Regions from separate parts of the Mus musculus genome. Here region 1 is linked to region 2. Evidence: chromatin loops called from intact Hi-C (ENCODE). Cell type or tissue: heart. All regions are shown on one strand. Links, peaks and the distances in the headings refer to the core of each region. The heading gives the core; the rest is flanking DNA. Region 1 overlaps Colgalt2 (collagen beta(1-O)galactosyltransferase 2). Region 2 overlaps Colgalt2 (collagen beta(1-O)galactosyltransferase 2).

Region 1 (2,921 bases), core at 114-2,613, 77 kb before region 2:
TAAAAGAATTACTTTGGGAGTTGGAGAGGTGGCTAAGGGGTTAATAGCACTTGTTGCTCTAGCAGAGGACCTGGGTTTGATTCCCAGTACTCTCATGGTAGCTCACAGCCCTCTAGAACTCCAGTTTCAGGGGACCTGATGCCTTCCTCTGGCCTCTTCTGGCACTGAATGCATGCGATACACAGATACACATGCAGGCAGAACGAACCCCTATACTCATGAAAACTTTAAAGATAGAAAATAGTCACTCTTATATTCAATCCAACATTTGGAATTATGTGTGGCTTTTCTTAAAATGGGTGGCCCAGGTAATATATGCCTTCGTGTGTTACAAAGGCTGGATGAGATCACACCAGACCCTTCCACTCACAGCCTTACAGCAGCACTGATACCAACACTCTTTCAGAAATTCTGTTTTCACTTTTGATTATGTCACAGAGTCAGCCCTTCCTCTGCTAGCATTGTGGTTTATTGTCTGCGCTGTCAGAATGAATGACAGTCAGCCTACTTCCACACTGAAATATTACCACTGAACAAAGTAGCAGTCCCAGGTCCGTAGTTATAAATATTAGTTTTAACACCTACACTCATTTCCCACAGTCAAATACTTTGCAGGCCTTCCAGATGGTTGCTTTCGCTGTGCTGAATAGAACAAGTCATAGCACAAGAAGAGTCCCCTTCTAGGCTGGCAGGATAATTCCCTCCTGTACCTTTGGTGTGACTCCATGAATGACAACAGTTTTAGTTGCTGAAAATTTATAACCGTGGTGTAGAGCTCTAAAATATTTTGACTCTGGTTAATTTAATAATTATCATTTAATGCATGCACAAGAAATCATTCTGTCACATTTTATTAACTCTGCATGGTTCCAGAAACTACCATGTGTCTATAAATAAAGTCACTATGACAATCTGAGGCTTGGAGAAGAGCTCGGTTTTGCAGCACCACCTTTGACATTTTTAGCTCTTCAACGTGTTCACTGAAAGTAAAATGACACTCGATGAATTATAGATAGAATTTCTAATAAGCTTGAATCCCACACACATCATGCCATCCACACCCAAGATTTAGAATCTTATCTTAGTTTCATGTAATAGCTCTGACCCTCTGTGTTATGCAGGAGGGGGCCTGGGGACCTGATGACTGTCATCTGCTGATCAAGTCTCACTTCTTCCCATCAGAACCTTTGTTCTCTCAGCTTCCTTCCTGACTTCCAGCAGAATGAGGTCATAGCAGCAGACCAGGGACTGCCCCTGAGGGCCTCAGGGCTCAGAACACTGCAAAGGTGACTGAGCAGAGATTAGGGCACTCGGACTCCATTCTTACCAAGGTAGAAAATGTACAACCATGTAGAGACATCCATTCACTGAAGACATCAGTTCTCATACACCGCTGCCTCCCTCTGCTTTAGAAGGCCAGTGTCCCAGCAACTGCAGTTTGCTGCTGCGCTCTAAGAACCTCCAAGGGTAGGAACTGTGGGTGACAGCATGGGGCTCTGCTTCCATGAGCACAGGGAATACAACATGCTTAGACATGCATTTCCTTACATTTAATGTGCATACCCTTACTTCTCACAGAATTCCCCTTCGAGAGTTCTAGGCTTTCCTCCTTTAATGTAGGAGGCTTTCCCATGCCCCTACCCTCTGTCACTCCCTTTGTTCAAGACACTATTATCCTTGTCTCCAGTGGATTGCTCTGCTCCGCTGTTTCCTCTCTCAACCTACCCAACCTCTATACTGCAGTTTTAGATAAAATTGGCTCTGTAGTTTACGAACCTTCAACAGATCTTTGAAAGTGAAGCTTGGATACCTTGACATGGAACAGAAGGTCCATTAAAATGTGGAGATTCGGCCAGCTTCTCTGCCCATCCTTTCTTCTTGGCCTCAGTACAAGCCTGTGGAACTGCCTTCTAATGTAGCACAACTTCCTCTGGCCTCTGAGCTTTTGACTACTAAATGTTCTTTGCTGAATCCTGATTTCTGTTCTTCATCATTAATTTATCTATTCTCCAAGGCTTGCCACAGACCTGTCTTTCCTCTGGTAGCTTCATACAGGCTGAGACCTCCTTCATGTGCCTAACCCAGCTTCTAAACAACAGGGCTTGTACTTTACTGTGTCCTCGGATTAGGTACTGTGGAGGGAGGAGCTTAGTAAATATCTAGGAAAGGATACAAGTTATCCTATTGTCAGCAATCTGGTTTTATTGATTTGATTTTAGGGTATAATTAAAGTCCCCAAACAACTAAAGATTCCCTGCCTCAGCTATTCAGTGGTCTCTCCGGTGACAAAATTGGAATCCAAACTCCTCAGGGGCAGGAAACTTGGAATTCTTTCTATGACACCTATATCTTATTTGCTTGGTCAGGGGAAAAGTGTTCATTCCAAGAAGGTACATGAGGAGAATTGTATGTTCATTTGAATTTCCACATCCACACTGAAAACATAGTTTATTTATCATGGTACTAGGTTCAGGGAGACAAACTGCTCTGATGTTTCAAAGAGCCATCACATTCACTGTGAAACTAGAGTTGAGATTTTATTTTATTTTATTTCTCTCTCTGAAGAAAAGGGATTTTGGAAAGAAGACCCATCATCATGTTTTTTATTTTGTTTAGAAAAAAAATACAGAGAGAGAGAGACAGAGACAGAGAGAGAGAGAGAGACAGACAGACAGACAGACAGAGACAGAGAGAGGAGGGAGCAGGGGTTGAGTTTAGATTTAGTGACTATTGCAATCTCTGATCTCATAATTTCTGTATTTTCAGAACGGATGTGACTATATAATGTTTTAAAATCCTTGTGAAGGCTTTTATACAAATCGGCTTACAGAGGACAGTGGAGTTTAAGGATCAGTCACACTGATCATCCTAAGGAAGGAGGTAGCAGAAGTGTGATCAGACTTGTAGACGCATGGAGGACC
Region 2 (2,921 bases), core at 256-2,755:
CTGTAGGTTTCTCCCTCACTGGGATGTAGATTCCTGATGGCTGTTAACATCTCCCAATAGTTTAATATTCAAAATCAGCTCATCAGTGCTTGCAGCCAGAGGCCTTTATTCAAAAGCTAACTTATGCACTGGTAAGACAGTCTGGTGGCTGAAAGCACTTGCTGTCAAGCTAGAAGATTGTCAATTGTCCTCTGACCTTCTCGACACTCACAGCAATGCAGTTACACTATACACACTAAATAAATAAATGAATAAATAAATACATACATACATACATACATACATAAAACGCTAATTTCCCTACAGCAGTCTTCATGAGGCTTTAGTTGCCTTATGATGTCTATATGTTAGTACTGCTATCATCTAGGCATTTCAGGCCAGGGTAAAGGGTACAGGCAGACTTGGCCCTCGCTCAGAAAGCCCGAATGCACATCCATCTGTATTCACAAGCCAGCAGGTGCCCTCTGTTGAGCACTCAAAAAAAAAATCTCATACCGAAATCATGTTTTATGCTACTCTCTCCTCGGTCAAGGGTAACAACCAGGGAACTGGGCCCTTTTCTTCAATGCCTTTATCCTTTTAGATTTAGGGGTTGAAGAATTCTGGCAAAAAAAAAAAAAAAGCTTGTGAGACGGAGATCTTGACATTCATTCTGAACACATGAAGACTCGGATCTTTCTTAGTTTTTGAAAGCTGTAAAGCTTACCTAGTGGGTGTGAATTGTGACGATACCAAGCATAGTACTTGTGCAGTAGAGCCACAGTGGTCCCCATTCCAGGATGAGGAGACTGAGACATGGAAGCAACAGGCCTTAGGCAAACAGCAAGCGGCAGTATTAAACCTGAAGTACGTGGATGCATTTAGTCATTTGGCTTGATTAAGCCATTTAGCAAAACACAGCTCCCCTTCTGAGCTGTGTATGTGCATTTTAATTCACCTTTGGCCTTTGGGGTGATCATTTTTTGAACTTTATTTGCTCAAGACAATAGAGAACGTGACCATCGGTGACTATCAGGTTAGGCCATTGCTGATGGTTATATCTAGAAAGCAGCTTAGTTCTGATAAATAGGTCCTCGCCCGTGAACCCAATAAGGAAGACAAAGCCATAGCTTTCTTCCCATCCCTTACCCCTCTGGTCCTCACATCCGTTTTGCTAAGCTTTTCAACCAACCCAAAATAACTCCCAGCCACTCGTGTTTCTTTGCCCTTTTGTATCCTGCATTAGATTTTCATGATCAACCTCAAACGCAGGAAGGACAGGCGGGACAGGATGCTGCGCACACTCTACGAACAGGAGATCGAGGTCAAGATTGTCGAGGCCGTGGATGGGAAGTGAGTCACTCCTCTGCCCGCCCCCTTGCAGGTGTGGTTGGAGCCTTGTCCGACTAAGAAGGAGTCCTGGAGGGAGGGACCTCTGAGGTTCTGACCACGGAGGGGACCTGATCCTCCAGTCTCTGGCCACCCTCAGAGCTGTGGTGGTTTCTCATGTAATAGAGGGAATGTGTTTGAAACCATGTTCAGGTCTGCAGAAAACAAACAAACAGATAACAGATAAAGGTCTATATGTCCTGTGGTGTGAGACATCTAGATTCCTCCTGGTCTGACCACAGGGGCCATTTTCCCTGGAGATGTGACAGTAAAATCACACATACCTAGAACTGACTATAACCCAGGCTAGCCTTGAACTTGTAATTCTCCTGCCTCGGCCTCCAGAGTGCTGGGATTTACAGGTATGTCTCTAAGCCTTTGGTCTATGTTGAGCTAAGTGTTTGGGATTCCCCTCTCATTTTCAAATAGGTCATCTGGCTTCCCCTGTACCACTTATTTGAAAACTACACTTTGCCCTCTGAATTCTGGGAACCTTTGTCAAAAATCAGTTGACCATAAATGTAAGAGAATGCCCCCGACCTCTTAGTTTCATTAAGTTAATTTATAGATCTATCCTTATGTCAGTAGCACATTGACTTAATGGCAGTGGCTTTACTGTATAAGGAGACATGAGTCCTGCACCTTTGTCACTTGTTTGGAAGGCTGGTTTGCCTAGCATAGGTGCTTGGTGTCCTGTGAACATTACTATTATATTGTCAGTTTACACATAGATTTAAACACACACACACCCTCACACGCACACACACACCAGCTTGGGTGTTGATAGGAGCTGCACTGAACTACAGGTCAGTTGAAGAAGTGCCAGGAATCATAACAAGTCACTTCACTTACATCAATTGTTTGACTGAGGCTTTGTTGCTTTTAGTTTTAAGTCTTTTGTTAAATTTATTCTTTGGCATTTGTTGATACCATGGTAATAGAATTATTTCCTTAATTTATTGTTTTTAGTATTTATTGCCAATGTGTAAAGATACTATAGGTTGTTGTATACTGATCATATATTCTGCAGCCCTAGTTATCAATTTTAGTTGTGTGGTGAGTGCGTGTGTGTGTGTGTGTGTGTGTGTGTGTGTGTGTGTGTGTGTACATGCATTGCTTTGGTTCTTCTGTAGGCAAGATCTTGTCATTTATAATTGGAGGAAGCATTATTTCCTCTTTTGCAATTTAGATAGCACTTATTTCCCTGTCTTGCCTTATGACCCAGCCTGGCTATTACCTTGAACACAACATTCAAAGGGCATGATGAAAGCAGAGCTTTTGTCTTTTCCTGATCTCAGAGAGAAAGCATTTATTTAGATTTTCTCTGTTAAGTTATGCTCGAGGTACAGTTTTATCAAGCTGGTGGTGTAGACCTTTTTTTTTATTACTGTTTTCTTATTTTTTAACATGAAAGTTTGTCAAATGCATCTTCCATTGGGATGAACACATAGCTTCTTTTCTGTCAACATGGTGCATTGATTTTATAGATCTTCACAGGTTAAACTGCACTTATAATGCTGGAAAACAAGTTTACCTGGTCCTGCTGTATACCC

Evidence for each region. A loop is a pair of places that touch in the nucleus more often than their neighbours do. Peaks named below come from ENCODE experiments on the same cell type or tissue, not always from the same donor. Only the 100,000 strongest peaks of a DNase experiment are listed, where the experiment ranks them.
Region 1: a loop joins it to region 2, with 7 times the contacts of the local background. A loop is called at or near these places in 2 of 42 quality-filtered maps.

The regions. Positions count from the first base shown.
Region 1 is chr1:152,421,953-152,424,873 of GRCm38, forward strand. All of the region lies in intron 1 of Colgalt2 (collagen beta(1-O)galactosyltransferase 2), which reads left to right. Among named protein-coding and RNA genes, the nearest start is that of Colgalt2, 24 kb to the left of the region's middle. In heart, for the core only: no CTCF peak of the experiment used is centred there; no DNase peak of the experiment used is centred there; H3K27ac peaks cover 1,748 bases.
Region 2 is chr1:152,498,680-152,501,600 of GRCm38, forward strand. Colgalt2 (collagen beta(1-O)galactosyltransferase 2) reads left to right here. Exons shown (of 12, transcript NM_177756.4): 8 at 1,226-1,332. Among named protein-coding and RNA genes, the nearest start is that of Gm51749, 40 kb to the right of the region's middle. In heart, for the core only: no CTCF peak of the experiment used is centred there; a DNase peak (open chromatin) is centred at 1,282.